Regions from separate parts of the Homo sapiens genome. Here region 1 is linked to region 2. Evidence: read pairs that join two places in POLR2A ChIA-PET (ENCODE). Cell type or tissue: GM12878. All regions are shown on one strand. Links, peaks and the distances in the headings refer to the core of each region. The heading gives the core; the rest is flanking DNA.

The links. ChIA-PET counts read pairs that join two places held together with the same protein. Peaks named below come from ENCODE experiments on the same cell type or tissue, not always from the same donor. Only the 100,000 strongest peaks of a DNase experiment are listed, where the experiment ranks them.
Region 1: POLR2A ChIA-PET joins it to region 2 with 5 read pairs; 2 of 35 experiments call an interaction of 5 or more read pairs at or near these places.

What each region holds. Positions count from the first base shown.
Region 1 is chr10:77,700,829-77,709,854 of GRCh38, reverse strand. It overlaps LOC105378372 (a long non-coding RNA gene), which reads left to right. Exons shown (of 2, transcript XR_001747510.2): 2 at 6,737-7,421. Among named protein-coding and RNA genes, the nearest start is that of KCNMA1, 68 kb to the right of the region's middle. In GM12878, for the core only: no CTCF peak of the experiment used is centred there; no DNase peak of the experiment used is centred there.
Region 2 is chr10:77,609,774-77,618,799 of GRCh38, reverse strand. All of the region lies in intron 1 of KCNMA1 (potassium calcium-activated channel subfamily M alpha 1), which reads left to right. Among named protein-coding and RNA genes, the nearest start is that of KCNMA1, 24 kb to the left of the region's middle. In GM12878, for the core only: no CTCF peak of the experiment used is centred there; a DNase peak (open chromatin) is centred at 4,869.

The DNA of each region.
Region 1 (9,026 bases), core at 2,112-7,111, 91 kb before region 2:
GTGTAGTATGAAGCTATGAGATACAAGGACAGTGACAGTAATGATAACCAGGGCTGCTGCTTATCAATTTTTGCTAAGCCAGCTCCTGTGCATGGTCTTTACATTTGTAAATCATGCATGGGGCATAGATGTGAGCTGTCTACATACTGAAGAGCACAGTGTTACTGAGAGTGGGGTGGTGATGACTGCTGTCCTGGGCTCCCTAGACCTGGGTGAGCCCAATAGCAACCCCAGGCCTCCTGTGTAACCTAGACAAGTCCACCTCCTCTCTGGTGCTTATGCTTTATCATGGAGGCGTTTGGCCCAGATGACCCATGAGGGTCCATCCTGTGAAGTGGCCTTGGGAGTGTCACCATCAGGAATCTGCCAGGGATGCTGAAGGCAGGGGACAAGGAGACCAAGGTGCTGGTTATTGATGACAGGTGAGGATGGGAACCTGGTGGAACCAAGATCTGACCCTTGAAGGGCCTCCAAATCCATGGTTCCTCATTGGCAGTTATTCTCAGCCCTAAGAAGAGGGTGTCCCTTGCTGGAGGTGATTCGGAATCATCATGACAGTGGGGCATGGAGGCTTTGTCATCCCAGCACTTTGGGAGACCAAGGTGGGAGGATCGCTTGAACCTAGGAGTCAGAGACCAGCCTGGGCAACATCATGAGACTCATATTTCTACAGAAAATTTAAAAATTAGCCAGATGTGGTGGTGTGTGCCTGTACTCTCAGCTACTCAGGAGGCTGAGACAGGAGGATCCTTTGAGCCCAGGAGTTTAAGGTTGCAGCGAGCTATGATCATACCACTGTACTCCGGCTTGGGCAACAGAACGAGATCTTGTCTCTAAAAAAATAAAAACAATAATAAAAGCAAAAAAGACAGGGAAAACAGAATCACTGAGACTTTTTGGTAAATGAGACTTCCCTGTTGGGAGTCAAGCTGCCCTGGGGAGTTAGCCTTAGGCATCAGAAGCAATAAAGGTAGAAAGCAGGCCCAAGCTCCATGAAAGGCCCGGAAGGACCCGTAAATCCAATCAACAAGCTGTATTAAACACCTTGCCTGTTCAAACTTAGGTCTGGTAACCATTTACTGGGTTTGCAATGTTATTATTAAAGTTCAAAAAAATGCCAGTGCCATCCCCATTGCCCCCACAATTTATACTTTTCTTCTCTTTGCAATATTTTCCATCTGCCTCCATTCTCTCTGACCCAAGACAAAAATAAGAGCCACCGTTTAATGAACATGTATAATATGGTTTGGCTGTGTCCCTACCCAAATGTCTTCTTGAATTGTAATCCCCATAATCCCTAGGGGGATACCTGGTGGGAGCTGATTGGATCATGGGGGCGGTTTCCCCCATGCTGTTGTAGTGATAGAGTGAGTTCTCATGAGATCTGATGGTTTTATAAGGGACTCTTCCCCCTAATCCTCACTCTTCTCTCTCCTGCCGCCATGTGAAGGACCTTGCTTCCCCTTTGCCTTGCACCATGATTGTAAGTTTCCTGAGGCCTCCCTAGCCACGTGGAACTGTGAGTCAGTTAAGCCTCTTTCCTTTATAAATTACTCAGTCTCCAGTATTTCTTTATAGCAGTGTGAAAATGGACGAATACGATGTATTGTGTGCCAGGCCCTGTATTAAGTACTTTATGAGCATTATTTCATTTAAGATTTCTGTGAGGTAGCATCATTATAATCACTTCCTTTTTATTTATTTTTTAATGAATTTTTGATTGTTGATTTTTGTTGGTATATAGCAAGTCTATATATTTACGGGCTGCATGAGATATTTTGATACAGGCATGAACTGAATACTAATCACAGCATGGAGAATGGGGTATTTATTACCTCAAGCATTTATCTTTTGTGTTACAATCCAATTATAATCTTTTAGTTATTTTTAAATGTATTAAATTATTTTTGACTATAGCCACCATATTGTGCTAGCAAATACTATGTCTTATTCATTCTAATAATATTTTTGGGTCTATTAACCATCCCCACTTCCCCTCACTCCCCCACTACCTTTCCCAGCTTCTGGTAACTATCCTTCCACTCTCTGTGTCCATGAGTTTCATTGTTTTAATTTTTAGCTCCCACACATAAGTGAGAACATATGTTTGTCTTTCTGTGCCTGGCTTATTTCACTTAACATAACGACCTTCAGTTCCATCCATGTTGTTGCAAATTATAGGATCTCATTCTTTTTTTGTAGCTGAATGGTACTCCATTGTGTATCTGTACATTTTCTTTATCCATTCATCTGTTGATGAACAACAGATGAATTTTGACTATTTCCAAATTTTCACTATTGTAAACAGTGCTGCAGTAAACATGAGAGTGCAGATATACTGATCTTTGATATACTGATATCCTTTCTTTTGGGTAAATACCTAGGAGTGGGATTGCTGGATCATATGGTAGCTCTATTTTTAGTTTTTTGAGAAACCTCCAGACTGTTCTCCATAGTGGTTGTACTAATTTATATTCCTACCAACAGTGGACAAGGGTTCTCTTTTCTCCACATCCTCGCCAGCATTTGTTATTGCCTGTCTTTTGGATAAAAGCCATTTTAACTAGTGTGAGATGATATTTCATTATAGTTTTCATTTGCATTTCTCTGATGATCAGTGATGTTGAGCACCTTTTCATATGCCTGTTTGCCATTTGTATGTCTTCTTTTGAAAAATGTCTATTCAGATCTTTTGCCCATTTTCAAATTGGATTATTTTATTTTATTTTTTCCTATAAAGTTGTTTGAGCTCCTTATATATTCTGGTTACTAATCTCTTATCAGATGGGTAGTTTGAAAATATTTTCTCCCATTTTGTGGGTTGTCTCTTCACTTTCTTTATTGTTTCCTTTCCTTCTCAGAATCTTTTTAACTTGATGTGATCCCATTTGTCCATTTTCGCTTTGGTTGCCTGTGCTTGTGGGGTATTGCTCAAGAAATCTTTGTCCATTACAATGTCCAGGAGAGTTTCCCCAATGTTTTCCTTTAGTAGTTTCATAGTTTGAGGTCATAGATTTAAGTCTTTAATCCATTTTGATTTGCTTTTGTATATGATGAGACTTAGAGGTCTAGTTTCATTCTTCTGCACATGGATATCCACCTTTCCCAGCACTATTTATTGAAGAGACTGCCCTTTCCCCAATGTATATTCTTGGCACTTTTGTCAAAAATGAGTTCACTGTAGATATGTGAATTTATTTCTGGGTTCTCTATTCTGTTCCACTGGTTTATGTGTCTGTTTTGATGCCAGTACCATGCCGTTTTGGTTACTATAGCTCTGTAGTAAAATTTGAAGTCAGATAATGTGATTCCTCCAGTTTTGTTCTTTTTGCTTAGGATAGCTTTGATTGTTGTGTGTCTTTTGTGGTTCCATGTAAGTTTTAAGATTGTTTTTCTATTTCTGTGAAGAATGTCATTGGTGTTTTGATAGGGATTGCATTGTGTCTGTAGACTGCTTTGGGTAGTATGAACCTTTTAGTAATATTGACTCTTCCAATCCATGAACATGGAATATTTTTCCATTTTTTTGTGTCCTCTTCAATTTCTTTAATCAGTGTTTTATAGTTTTCACTGTACAGATCTTTTATTTCTTTGGTTAATTATTTGTCGCTATTGTAAATGGGATGATTTTCTTAACTTCTTTTTCAGATTGTTTGCTGTTGGCATATAGAAATGCTATTGATTTTTGTATGTTGATTTTGTATCCTGCAACTTTACTGAATTTGCTAATCAGTTGTAATAGTATTTTGGTGGAGTCTTTAGATTTTTCTGACTATAAGATCATGTCATCTGCAAATAATGATAATTTGACTTCTTCTTTTCCAATTTGGATGCCTGTTTTTTCTTTCTCTTGTCTGATTGCTCTAGCTAAGACTTCCAGTACTATGTTGAATAACAGTGGTGAAAGTGGGCATCCTTGTCTTGTTCCAGATCTTAGAGGAAAAGCTTTCAGTTTCTCCTCATTTGCTATCATCACCTCCTCTTTAGAGATGAGGAATCTGGTATACAGAGAACATAAGTAGCGTGTCTGAGGTTACATTGTTAGGTTACATCCAGAGCCTGATTCAAAACCAGGTCTGTTAGACTCCACTGAATTGTGTTCCACAAAGTAAGGAGATATTTTTTGGTTTTTTATTGTCCCTTGTATTGATCCGATGTGGCTAGGATTGTTCACCTGACTTTACGTTGACCATACTGTTCTCCCCAAAAAGCTGGCCAGTTTGTGTTTTGTTCCTCCTGTCCTTCTGCCTAATAAACTTTGGGAAACCTAAGTGTCCCCAAAAAAGCTGCAGGCAAGTCAACTGCTGTGGCCTCCACTTTTGGCTCAGGGTCAGCCCCTCTCAGTCATAGCAGGACTCAGCCCACCTACAGGCAGTGACATCAAAACATTGGGTTGGAAGAGGCTCTGAGGTCAATAGACGGAAATGGAAATGTTTCTTCCCTTTGGCGTTTATTTTCTGGGCGGCAGGCCTTAGGGAGGAATTGTGGGAGGTGAAGGATTCATTCTTTCTAGCATCAGACTGGTTTAGTGGGCTTCTTTGCCACTTCTTCAGTCCAGTGGTGATTGCCCTGTGCCAGGTCAGACAAGAGGGAGGCCCAAGGACATCCAGGGAGCAGCTGTTCCCAAAGTCATGGTGACAACACCCTTTCTTTTTTTATTTTTATGTTTTTATTTTATTATTTTTTTTGACATGAAGTCTCGCTCTTGTTCCCCAGGCTGGAGTGCAATGGCGCTATCTCGGCTGACTGCAACCTCCGCCTCCCGGGTTCAAGCGATTCTCCTGCCTCAGCCTCCTGAGTAGCTGAGATTACAGGTGCCCGCCACCATGCCCGGCTAATTTTTGTATTTTTAGTAGAGACAGGGTTTCTCCATGTTGGCCAGGCTGGTCTCAAACTCAGGTGATCCACGTGCCTCAGCCTCCCAAAGTGCTGGGATTACAGGTGTGAGCCACCGCGCCCGGCTGACAACACCCTTTCTTTTGGGGATCCTTCCTGTCTTGCCCACTGCCCCCCTGCCAACAATAATCTCACTTCCCTGTCTTCTAGGAAAGGAGCAATAACTCAGTAATAATAAAGAATAAGTGACTATCAATGTTGAGTAGCTCCCTGCTCCCGAGGGGTGGTGAGGGGTGAGACAGGAGCTGCATCTCAATTGTAAAGTTGAAGGAATTACCATAACTTCTGGAACTTCAAATGTCAGTGAGTGGCTTGGGGAAAGGATATCCTAGGTTGGATGCTGATGCTGCTAGTAGTCACAAAGTATTCTCGACCTTTTTTTTTTTTTTTTTTTTTTTTTAGCTTTTAGGTTTAATTTACAAATGCCAACCTTCAGGCCCATATTCAATGGGTTCTCACCAGACTCACTCCCAGTCTCCTTGGTCTATGCACTCTGAAAACAGCTCATTAGTTTCCTCCAGGTGTCTCCCTCCAGGGATTCCACTTAGCAGGTGGAATCCCCATAAAAATCCAACTGTTGGGTGCTTGGTTTTGAGTGCCACTAGCCTGATAAGCCCAAGATCCCCTGGTATGATTTCGGGAGGCCATGGGCACCGCCCTTTTAATGTCATCCCCAAAGCTTTGACTACATCCCAGGGTGGCTTTAGACTGATGTAACAAAATACCATAGACTGAGTGGCTTATAAACAGCATAAATTTATTCCTCACAGTTCTGGAGGTTGGGAAGTCTAAGATCAAGGCACTGGCAGATCTGGTGTCTGGTGAGGACCTGCTTGCTGGTTCATAGATGGCACCTTCTGGCTGTGTCCTCACATAGTGGAAGGGGCAAGAGGTCTTTCTGGGGTCTCTTTTATAAGGGCACTAATCCCATTTGGAAGGGCTCCACCCTCATGACCTAACCACCTACCAAAGGCCTCATTGCCGCATACCACCACATTAGGGATTAGTTTCAGCATATGTATTTGGGGAGGATACAAACATTCAGACCATGGTGCATCTGTAGTGTGGACAACTCCTTTTCAGTCATCAGAACACCTTCTGCTTGCCTATCCTTGCAGGCATTATGGCCCAATGAGAAGGAAACTGAACTCAGACCAAGGAAACTTGGGTTTGAGTCCCATCCTTGTCACCATTTTTCTATCATGTGATGTTGAGCATTCAACATCCTGGCTCTCAATTTCCTCAGCTATTATAACTCTTGACCACTTTGAGAGGTTTTTTGTCAGGATCAAATAAGATAATATAAATAAAAGTAATTTTACATAATTTTAAGCTGAATAGCGATTAGGATGCTTGCAGCAAACAGGCAAAATAAAACAAAACCAAGACTGGCTGTCTTAGTCTGTTTTACACTGCTCTAACAGAATACCTGAGACTGGATAATTTATAATGAACAGAAATTTATTGGCTCATAGTTCTGAAGGCTGGGAAGTCCAAGATCAAGGTGCTGGCCTCTGACGAGGACCTTCTTGCTGTGTGACCACATGGCAGAAGGTGGGAGGACAAAGACAGGGCAAGACAGAAACACAAAAGGGACCAAATATGCCCTGTCATAAGGACATTAATTCCACCCATGAGGGCAGAGCCCTCACAGCCTAATCACCTCTCAAAGGCCTCCCCTCTTAATACTGTTACAATTAAATTTCAACATGCATTTTGGGGGAGACAAACATTCAAACCATAGCACTGGCTTAAATAATAAAGGAGATTTATTGGGTCCTATAAGTGAAAAGTCCAGACTGGACACATTGACACTATGGTTTCTCTGTGTGTCTCTCAGCTCTGTCCTTCTCCTGGTGCTGGCTTCATCCTGAGGCTTGAGCTGTGGTGGCTTCAGGATTCATAGGTTCTCACAACAACCCCGGTAAGAGAGACTCTTGAGAAGGAGGAGCAGTTTCCCCGAAGCATCCACCAAACCTACCCTTGTATCTCATGGGCCCGAATTGGGACATATATCTGTTGTGCTCTCTGAAGACACTCCCAGTAAATGGGACTTCTAAATTTTGATATATAAAACAAAAGAAGAAAATATGACCTCTACTTCTAATACTGTTGGAGGCTATAACCTAGTTATACAGTGGAAATTGAGGTCCATAGAGATTAAGTTATATGCCTAAATTATATTGCAGAGTGGAATTTAAACTCAGGTTGTTGACTGCAAAGTCTCTAATTTTTCTTTTTCCCAGTTTACCTCTTTTTAAAATATGAGCATATCTGTAATGTTTTTGTAAGAATGACCATGTTCAAACCCATGTTGTTTAAAGGTAAAGAAAAAAAGGATGACCATGTCTATCAAAAAATTCAATGTAGAAAAGTTCAGAGAAGTAAGTAAAAGTAAACTGAGATCTCCTATCCGATGATAAACCACAAATACATTGGTAAACATCCTTCCAAATGTAACACTGCATAAAATCACATGTAAGTGTACAACTTAATAAAAATGGAGTCATATTCTACATGACTAAGACTGCGAATTGCCTGCCAAGTGTATATTCTCATCTTCTCCTGTGGTAACAGGGCTCTTGGCCACATGCCCAGTAGAAAAAGTTCTTTTCTAGGCTCCCTGACAGATAGGAGTGGGACGTGGCTCAGTAGGAGTCCTGGTAAAAGCTATTGTGTCCCTTCTCTGGGATCCCCAGACATGACATGATGGCTGAAGCTCCAGTAGCCATAATGTAGCCTTGAGGGTAGAAGCCACCTTCTAAGGATGGCAGAATAGAAGGACTGAAGGATCCTGAGCCTCTCATAGTTTCAAGGAGCTGCCACACAAGCATAACCTGTCTATCTCCAACTTCTTTTATGTCAGAGAATAAACCATTAGTCTGTTTCAGCCATTAGGCTTTAAAAACTATGTACCTTATGCACATTTTAAAGTTGAAATCTAAAATTCTTAATAAGTTTAAATAGTTTCAAATAATGTAATTCTGACTTACTGAAACTGTTAACATTCTAAAACTGTCACATCATTCTTTAAAGTGCATTCAGAGGAGGCTGGGCGCAGTGGTTCATGCCTGTAATCCCAGCACTTTTCGAGGCCGAGGCAGGAGGATTGCTTGAGCTCAGGAGTTCGAGACTAGCCTGGACAACATGGGCAACCCTGTCTCTACCAAAAAATATAAAAATTAGCTGGGTGTGGCAGCTCACACCTGTAGTCCCAGCTACTCAGGAGGCTGAGATGGGAGGATCGCTTGAGCCCAGGAGCTCGAGGCTGCAGTGAGCCCTGATTGTACCACTGCACTCCAGCGTAGGTGACAGAGCGAGACCCTGTCTCAAAAAACAAAGTGTATTCAAAGAAATATAAATTTTATAATAATCTGATATTCACTATCATCTACTTAAAAATACATGAATAAGGCCGGGCACAGTGGCTCACGCCTGTAATCCCAGCACTTTGGGAGGCCGAGGCGGGTGGATCACGAGGTCAAGAGATTGAGACCATCCTGGCCAACATGGTGAAACCTCGTCTCTACTAAAAATACAAAAAGTAGCTGGGCATGGTGGTGCACGCCTGTAGTCCCAGGTACTCAGGAGGCTGAGGCAGGAGAATCGCTTGAACCCGGGAGGCAGAGGTTACAGTGAGCCAAGATCATGCCACTGCACTCCAGCCTGGGTGACAGAGCAAGATGCTGTCTCAAAAAAAACAAAAACAAACAAAGAAAAAACACAAAAAACAAAACCATGAACAAAACCTCCTTTAACGGTTTAATTTTAGATCGTTCATTTTTCTGCTTGAACTCTTATTTTCATTTTGTGTATCTTATAGGAATTCAACCTAACATACTTTTATGCTTGAAAGTCTTTTATAGATTACATTTGCCAATGTTTCTACAATAAAATTCCATACACAGGAACACATACATTAAAATCCTTTCTTATTTTGTGCGACCATACATCTCTGAGGATTAAAATTTTGTCCAAATTAAGCTACATTACAATTTTAATGAATATACAATTGAGAAAAAAGTATTTTAAAATTTTATAAATAATAAACATAAACATAAATTGAGAAATGCATTTCTTAATGAGATGAATGGAGTATTTTTCTTCAACTAATTGGTTTGTTCATTCAT
Region 2 (9,026 bases), core at 1,960-6,959:
TCAATTCCTATGGTATAAATATTCCTGCCCTGGCTGGTTTGAAGATACCAGTGTGATGTCACAGAACATAGGGTATTGTTATCCATGATTGGCAGTTGTGGAAACTGAAGCCCAGAGCAGTTCAGTCACTTTTCTGGGTAGATCCCAGGCAGATATGGCCTCTGATATGCTTGGCCTTTGAGACCATGCTCTTTCCTGTTCTCCTGAAGAACCAGTAGCTATGAGCACAGGTAATATTGCTGCTGGGCCATCCTGTTTCTTCTAGACGAGTAGTCTTCCCTCTGCATTTCTTGAGTTGCTGCAGGCTTTACCTTATGCTTACCATACCTGGCCAGTTGCCAGTTACCACACCACGCTGCTGGTTTCTCTCCTGGACCATATTTATGGTATCTAGACTCTGGTGTGTGCAGTGGCGATGGAATCATTGAGGCAACAGGGACCTGTGAGTCCATCTTGAGGTTTGATAAACTGTGTATTAGTCAGCTAGGCCACCTCTGTAACAAGAGGTCAACATGTCAATGACTTAATACAGCAGAAGTTTACGTATTGCTCATACAAAGTACCATTGATGGTGTGTGTGGAGGGTGCAGTGAAGACACACTTCAGACAGTCATTAAAGACCCCGGCTCCTTTCACTTGTGGACCTGAAATCTTCTAGGGGCCCCTGAAGGTCTCTGCTGGACCCTCTGCATCTGTCCGGATGATAGGGGATGAGAAGTAAGGATCATGAGGGGTAGTTTTGTAGGGGTAGTTATGGAAGTCATTCACATCACGTCTACCCACACAGTTCATTGGCCAGAACTTGATCACATGGTATTTTAACTGCAAGGGATCCTGGGAAATGTAGCACTGCACCCAGGAGATTGAAATAGATTTGGAGAACACCTGGACTGCTGAAGGGGCTCCCGAGTCCCACACTGAGGGCTTCTGCTGTCCATAGCTGGCTCTGCCAGAACCATTATCATGACCCAATGAGAAAACTGAATGTTTACTGGGTATTTGCTAGGTGTCAGACATGGTGTCAAGCACTTTATATGCATTATCTCAATCCTCTAAATCAGCCTATGATGTAGATACTATCTGTATTTTTCCCATTTTACAGATGTACAAAAACTGGGGCTTGCAATGGCTATGTGATGTCACTTGCCCAAGAGGCATCCTTAATAAGTGGCAGTACCAGCATTAGAACCCAGGGTTTTCTGTCTTCAGATTGTTAACTCTTACCCTCTTCCTATGCTGCTCTGGAGTGCCTTCAGCTCTGCCTCTTCTTATCCCTGTCTGCAGCTTGAAAGCTACTCAGCTTCTTAAACACCTTCAGGATAAAGGGACTAAGGGGCATAACTGCCTCCCTGCTTCATGTTTCAAAGAGATTGTCACTGGTTTACGTTGGCCCTAATTCAGGGGTGGTGAATTGACAGTAGTTACCTGAGCCTGCCCTCATGATTTGAATGCATCATCTCCCAGTCTGCCCTCTCCCACTTTGAATCTTACCTGGCGTGGCTCTTTGCCTGGAGCATTGAGAGTGGAAGGCTCATGGATGACAGAGGCTGCTTCCCGGGTTTCTTGTCTCACTCCTGTGGTGATGTGCTTCACCTTGGAAATGCACTTCACTGTAGCCCCTTCTACCCATGTCCAATTTTATGTCTCAGCAAAGTAAGTTCAACAGTTCACTGCTGAGAAAACAGGGTCTCAAACGTGAGTAGTAACATAAGTAATACGGTTGCCTTTCTAAAATCCAATGGACCAGAATTGTAATGTCTCAATGAGCAACGTCTCTCATTCTAGATAGTTCAGTGTGGTCATCAGGGACATGCCCTCTGGAGCCAGCCTACTCAGGCTTAAATCATAGTTGTGTTGCTTGCTGACCTTTGGATCTTGGGCAAGCCACTTCACCTCTGCATGCCTCAGTTCACTCACTTGGAAAGTGGGAATAAAATAATACTGAAAACGCCCTCAAACAGTTCCTAGTATCAAATTGGCTTTTTTTTTTTTTTGAGATGGAGCTTCACTCTCGTGCCCAGACTGGAGTGCAGTGGTGCAGTCTCGGCTCACTGCAACCTCCACCTATCAGGTTCAAGTGATTCTCTTGCCTCAGCCTCCCGAGTAGCTGGGATTACAGGTGCGCACCACCATGTCCGGCTAATTTCTGTATTTTTAGTAGAGACGGGGTTTCACCATGTTGGCCAGGCTGGTCTCGAACTCCTGATCTCAAGTGATCCACCCGCCTCAGCCTCCCAAAGTGCTGGGATTACAGGCATGTGCCACTGCACCCGGTCTTCAAATTGACTTTCAAATGCTGGGAGATGTCACCCCACATTATCCTCCTGCTGCCTGGGGTTGTTGGGAGGATCATGTGTTAAATGCTGAGGGTAGCACTTGCTACAAACCAAGGGCTAGGAAAGTGTTAGTTATTACTGTTACTTTCATTTGGTCATCTTTGGGAGACTGTGACATTTTCCCCTAATGTGGGCATTGACAATAACCTCCTAGGTCATTGGTCACTCTGTTTCTGGTAAGTCTCCACTCTAGTCCATCCAGGTTGGATTGCACGTCTGTGGAATGTCCACCCCCTGCTGGAATGTAGCATCTCTGAAGCCTAGGACTCTGTGCCTTCCATCTTTGCATCCACAGTGCAACATTTTGAATGTTCATTTTGGTCTCTTAAATTCAGTCTTGTGAGGCTCTTAGCCTAGTTTGGAATTGGTCAAAGGCGGGTTTGAGTCCTGGCTCTACCTTGCATTAGCTTGGTGGTTGTGGCCAATTTACTTAACCTTGCAAAGCTCACTTTCTTCATTGGTAAACTGTGAATACTAAAAATACCAGCCACGTAAAGGTTTTGTGAGTATAATAGCATTTAGCATCTTGTAAGTCCTCAATAAATGGCCCTGTTATGATGAAGTTGGCCTTTATTTTAGATCCCTCTCCTTTGTCAATATAACCAGGATTGTGCTGAACTGAGGGACAGGAGACCACTGGAAGGGGCAGGGTAGCCAGGGGCCAACAGTGAGCACCAAGACGGACAGTGAGGTAGTGCTAAAGATGGAGGCAGAAAGTAGGGTTGGAGGAAAATGGGGTGAGAAATGCTCCCTTCCCTCTGCCTCTCATCACCCACGGCACACCCCTATACCACTATAGGAAGGACGAGGGAGAGGGGAATGGAGAGAGAGGAAAGGAAGAATTTTGCAGTACGAGATGTCAGGCATTGAAAGGGTTAACTCAGGGGCGAGGCCTCAGTTTGCCACCTGTAAAACGGAGGATTGGATGAGGCCATTCTGAGGGTCCCTGGTGGCTCCAGCAGTCCCTTGCATTTTTATAAGAATTGTGATTGTGCTCCTGCCTGTTCTGCCCCTACACCACCCACCTTCTGCAGCCTCAGGCAGTTGGAGATGATGTCAAAAGGAACAGAAGGGGTGGAAAGTGCTGGAGGGCATGGAATGGTTTCTCCCAGAAGGCTGAGGGTCTGAAAAGAGGCTTAGAAGCCTGGTAGCCAGAGCAGGACGGACCTGGTGGACCCATCTGGTGATCCTGGGGCTGCTCTGGGGCCTGGTGAATGGTGAATGGACCAGAGGCACCTTTTGGGCTCTGAACAAAGAAGAAAGGCCAGGCTCCAGACCCAGCCCTCCTGCCTGGTGGGCTTTTTAGTTGGCACTTTCCCCTATTTAGGAACCTGTGCTACTCTGATAGGCTGAGGCAGCCCAGGCGCCTGTGTTAAGGTTGCTTAACATCTGGTATTTGTCTCCAGACTCTTTTCTCTATCAGGGATTATGTGTTCTGAGGCACCCAAAACATCTTTCTGTACACCAAGTTCCTTCATGAAGACTTCCGGGTCTTCTTTCCACTTCACACTCCCTTTTATCTCAAGCTTATTCTGCCACAGGCATTTGGTTAAGCAAATATGTTGCTCATTGGCAACTTGTCCCATACCTGGGCCAGGTTATGAAGAGGATTCCAAGAGTGTCAGTCATGTGGTGCTTGCTTGGGGGAGCCCAAGCTGAGCTGGGGCTGGGTGAGGGATGGACAAGGGGGCTCCTTCCTCTGCTCATGCAGTGAGGTGGAAAGGGCATGGGGTTGGGGTGCAAGGACCTGGGTTCCTCTCTTGCCTCCCCTGTGTGGTCTTGGGCAAGTTGTCTACCCTCCTCATGCCTCAGTTTCCATTACATGTAGGGTGAAGACCACAGAGAAAGTTCCACCTAGCACATGAAAAATACTCAGTAGGTAATGGCTCCCATTTTTGTGATGTATCCAGGTAGAATAATGGCATTTAGCAGAAGTCAGTTTATTCAAGCTCACCTTTGAGTCTATCTTACACAAAGCACTGGTTAGGTGAGGGATGGCGATGAGCCCCGGAGAATTCCGCATGCTTCCCTTCTTTAGCTTTCCAGCTAGATTGTAAGCTCCTAACTGGATCCTTCAGGATTTGGCACACTCTGGTCTGTGGGCCACTGAGACAGGACATACATCTTCTTCATTTCTTTCTGTATTCCCAGCACCAAACACGTGGCATGTCTCTGGTGGGCATTTGGTAGATGGTGGGCGAATGAATGAACAAACGAGCATTCAGTAACCTCTTGCTGATGAATTGACTAATACTCCACACTGGTTACATTTATATTTTGGGCACTGAATCTCTTTGTTTTCTGGCTCTCTCAGGGTATTTAATTTTTTCTGGAAGCTGAGGTTGAGCCTTTCAGGCCACCTTTACCAGGTCCCAGGCTCCAAGTAGACTAGACACCCACCCAGGCCTGGGCAGTGGTAGGGAGGGTGTGACCCAGGCATTGGCCTGCAAATTTGCCCCAGCTCCTTCTTGCCAATGACTTGTCACAGGGCTCCTGAAGCCTCTCATGCCTGACTGCCTCAGAAGAAAGGGTATTTTGTGAGCTCTGTGGGTGTTAAGTGTTGAGGAGCAGTTCCCACCAGCAGACAGCCTTCACCTGTGTTTGATAAAATGACAAATTCATTTTTTTCTTCTCTACCCCATCCATCTCCTCTTTCCTTCCCTGTCTGAAGGGGCCTCTGTCAGGCCAGCCACCAGCTATCGTGAGAGGAGCCAAGTTCCTCATTGCCCTGTGCTGAACCGAACTGCAGCAAGTTGGATAGAGGAGGCAGTTTTGGCTTGAACGCAAACATCCTGTCGGAGAACAGAGTGATTATAGTTTTAGCTGCACACGGGGAAATAACAGCACAGAGGTGAATCATGGCATCTGTTTACTGCTAATTAACCCCTCCGTGTACACCAGTGTTGTATGTGAGCCGGCCTGCGGTCTGAACCGCCTCCTATAAGGAGGGCTCCCTTGGCAGCCAAAACCAGTTGGCCCAAATGCCTTGATAGGCTTCCTGCTTCACTTGTTGCCCATGTGGTCTGATTTTAGATAAAAGCATTGCTTTTGGGCCAGATAAGCTTTGAGTTCTTTAATGAAGCACTGTGTGTATTGGAGAGAGGCACAGAGCACCCAGAGCTGAAGCTGGTCAGTCCTGGTCGGCCACAGTTTATGGGGCTCCTGGGAGGTTTTAAACTCTGTGCTGCAACTGGGGAAGGTTGTGGGGGAAGGTTGGGTCCAGGGAGCTACTATTTATTGAGGGCTTACAATATATCACATTCTGAGCTGGCCACTTTACATCTTAGCTGGTAAAATTCTCACAGTGATCCTGAAGGACAAGTGTGGTTCAGGAGCTGAGACTCATAGAGGTTAAGAAATCACCTGGTGGTGGGGTTTTGGGGAGGGCCACACAGGCATCCCAAGAGGTAGAAGACAAGCTCAGACATCCAGGAACTTACAGACTTATTGTGTGTGAGATAGTTCCATACCATTTGTAATTTATTCCCAAAATAAACAGTTATTGAGCATCTATTGCATGCCTGTGCTCAGTGGGGGTGGGGGGAGTAGGGAGAGAGAATCCAGAAAGGAGTCAGCTCCAGCTTTGTCTTCCATAAGCAAATGGCTTAGAGGGGATTGTTCATTTTCACTGTTTTGTTTTGGGGCAAGGAGGTGTGTCAGGGAGGTGAGGAGGTAGAGTAGAGAATCATCCTCCACCGTGAAGTGAAGAGAGGAAGGTACCCCCACATTGGAAATATGCCTTGAGGACCAGAAGGAATTGACCAGTCTTTTGACTTTCATTTTTTAAAATTGAAGTCTAACATACATGTAGGGCATGCACAGACATAAGGTGTACAGGTTGGTACAATGTATGCGCCTGTGCAGCCGCCTGTTCTTGGAGGCAAGAGCCCTATGAGTTGCATGTGGTCTTCAGGCAGAATGAGGAGATGCCGACCACAAGCGCTCCTAGGAATTCAGAGGAAATGGAGCGCAATGAACCCCTCCAAATCTAGTTTCCACCAGAAGGGAGAGGAAGATGAATATTCATGGATCTTGATCTCTTTTTGCATCATTTACATTTTGCTTTCTCCAGATTTGAGGCTCCCCACCTGCCCCTGAGTTCTGAAGAATAATTGTTTCATGCATCACATTTTTACTGCATTGGGAGAAAAAGAGGGAAAAAGAAAATAAATTGGGAGAAGAAAAGATGATAGGACTTCTTGACTAGTTCAGCCAGTTTCGTGACCATGACCTAGAATGTGCCTGGGTCTTTGGCCATGTCCGTGAAATGTGCACATTATCTTTGGGATTTGCAGGAGCAAGGTCTGGTGCTGGGCTCTGATGTCCTGTGGCCTCCATATGTTCTTGGGAGGATGTTTTTGGATCTGGTTAGGTCCATGTGTTGGGAGCATTGGGAGCCAGGAGAAACCAGAATGCCACCAGGATTCCCATCTCTTTCTTCTCTGGACTCCTTTAGCTTGCACTGTTGCATTTCTTAAATCATGTCACTAGTCAAATATATACTTTACTGTTTTGTGGACCTTGATCTTGCCTTGCTGATTAGATTATGAACTCCTCTTTGGACTTATGATCAGAGTGCCTTGTCCTTCCCTGATGTGCTGTCCCCTGCGTACCTAGTCTTGTCTGAGCACACAGTACCTCGCCCCATGAATGCTTGCTGTGTGCACTGATTTTGCACACAGCAAGGGTTTTTGGTAAAGTTGTCTGTGGCTTGCCATTACAGGGACATAGGATTGGATCTAGATAAACCAGTAGAACAGTTTCTGTATCTAGACATCTGGGTGAACACTGGCCTTGGGGAACAGCAGAGAAGCTTGGAAAAAAAAATGATAATAAGTCACACTTAATGGAGAACTCGCTATGTGCCGGGCTGGGTATGAGGGACTTTACGTAGCTGAATCAGTGATAAGCTTTTGATTGCATGTAGCAGAAATGCTCACTTCAATGGGCTTAACATTAAAGGGACTCCATTGACTCATATAGTTGGAAAGGTGGATGACTTCAGATGAGCCTTGATCCGGTGGCTCAACGATGTCTCCATGGACCCAGTTTCTTTCTGTCACTCTAATCTGCTCTCCTTACAGTTGGCCTTGTCCTGAGGCTGGTTTGCCTCTGGGTTCACACATGGCTGCTGCAGCTCTGGAGGGCACATGCTGATCTGCTCAACCTTGTCAGGAAATAAATCACCTTTGCACCAGCATTCCTAGCACAGGTTCTGAGAGTTGCTGTAACTGAACTGGCTGAAGCCAGGGATTATTGTCAGTATCCTCAGAACCTTATGGATCTCAAATGGAAAACAAGGTCTGCAAGGAATGGGGAAGGTGGAAGTTTGGAAAGGAGTTAGCCAAAGTCCCCTACACATGGGTGGTTGCATTTAATCCTCATAGCATCCCTGTGAAATTGGCATGATTATCACCCCCATTTACAGACAAGGAAGCAGAGGCACAGAGAGGCCAAGTAATTTGGCTCAGTTCACATAGCTCATGGCTTAAGCCAGGAATTGAGCCTGGACAGTTGGACTCCAGAGCTTTGCTCTGCTAACCACTCCATGGCATTTTTCAATAAGTGCTTTTTTGTTTTTTTAATTGAGATAAAATTCCTTCTTTTAAAGTGTACATACAGTTCGGTAGTTTTTTAGCTTATTCGCAAAGTTGTGTAACCATCATTATTATCTACATTTTCATCACTCCAAAAGGAAGTCCTGTACCATTAAGCAGTCACTCCCTATTCCCTCTGCTCCCAGTCCCTGGCTGGTCTACTCTGTGTGGGCTCTCTGGATGTGCCTGATCTGGACACTTCATATAAGTGGAATCACACAATATGTGGCCTTTTGTGTCTGGCTTCTCTCACTTAGCCAATGGGAGTTTCTGACTAGGATCTACTGTGTCTGACCTCAAGGAATCTCCATTCCTATCTTTCCCAGCAGAAAAGAGACAGCACCGCTGGCCGACTCTGGAAGAAAGAGATTCTGTGCTAGAGAGAGAGAGAGCCTCCACCCTTGTACTCCGCTTACCTTTTGGGGCAGCCCGAGGCTGCGGCTCAGTGAGGGCAGCTATGGATATGCACAGTGAGGGTCATTCTGGATTCTCCGGCACCCTCTATGTGCCAAGGACTGTCTGAAGCCCTGGGAAACTGCAACAGAAAGGGCTGGGTTGGGTTTCAGTGTGTGTGGTGGGGGGTGCAGATAATCAACACTTCAGTAAATCAATGAATGAGATAATTTACAGTGGCACCATGAGACCACTGAACAGGGGATGGGATTGTGTGTGTTAGAGGGGCTGCTTTGGTGGGTAGCCAGAGAAGCCTCTTTTGAGGAGGAGATGGTCATATGGCAGAGGCAGGACTGAGGAGAAAGTGAGGGCCACACAGGATTTGGGCCAGAAAGCCGCAGGCAGAGGAGCAGCTGGTGCAGGGTGGGAACAGGGTGACCTGGCCTTTGGGCGAATTGGGGATGGTGGGTGACTGGCCGCCTTGTTTCTGTTTTCATCGCCTTGTTACTGCTTTTTCTAAATGGTTCCTCCCACACAGACATCTTTTACTTGCAGCTTCTGCTATGGAAGGTTTTGTCCACTGCTGACAGGCTGTGGGGAGTTCCATCCTTGAGTATGTTTGGGGCTTTATTTTCAGTCTGTGTTTTTGAAACTTGAGCCCTGACTTCCTCTTGTTCCTGACGCAGGCCTGAGAGTGCCA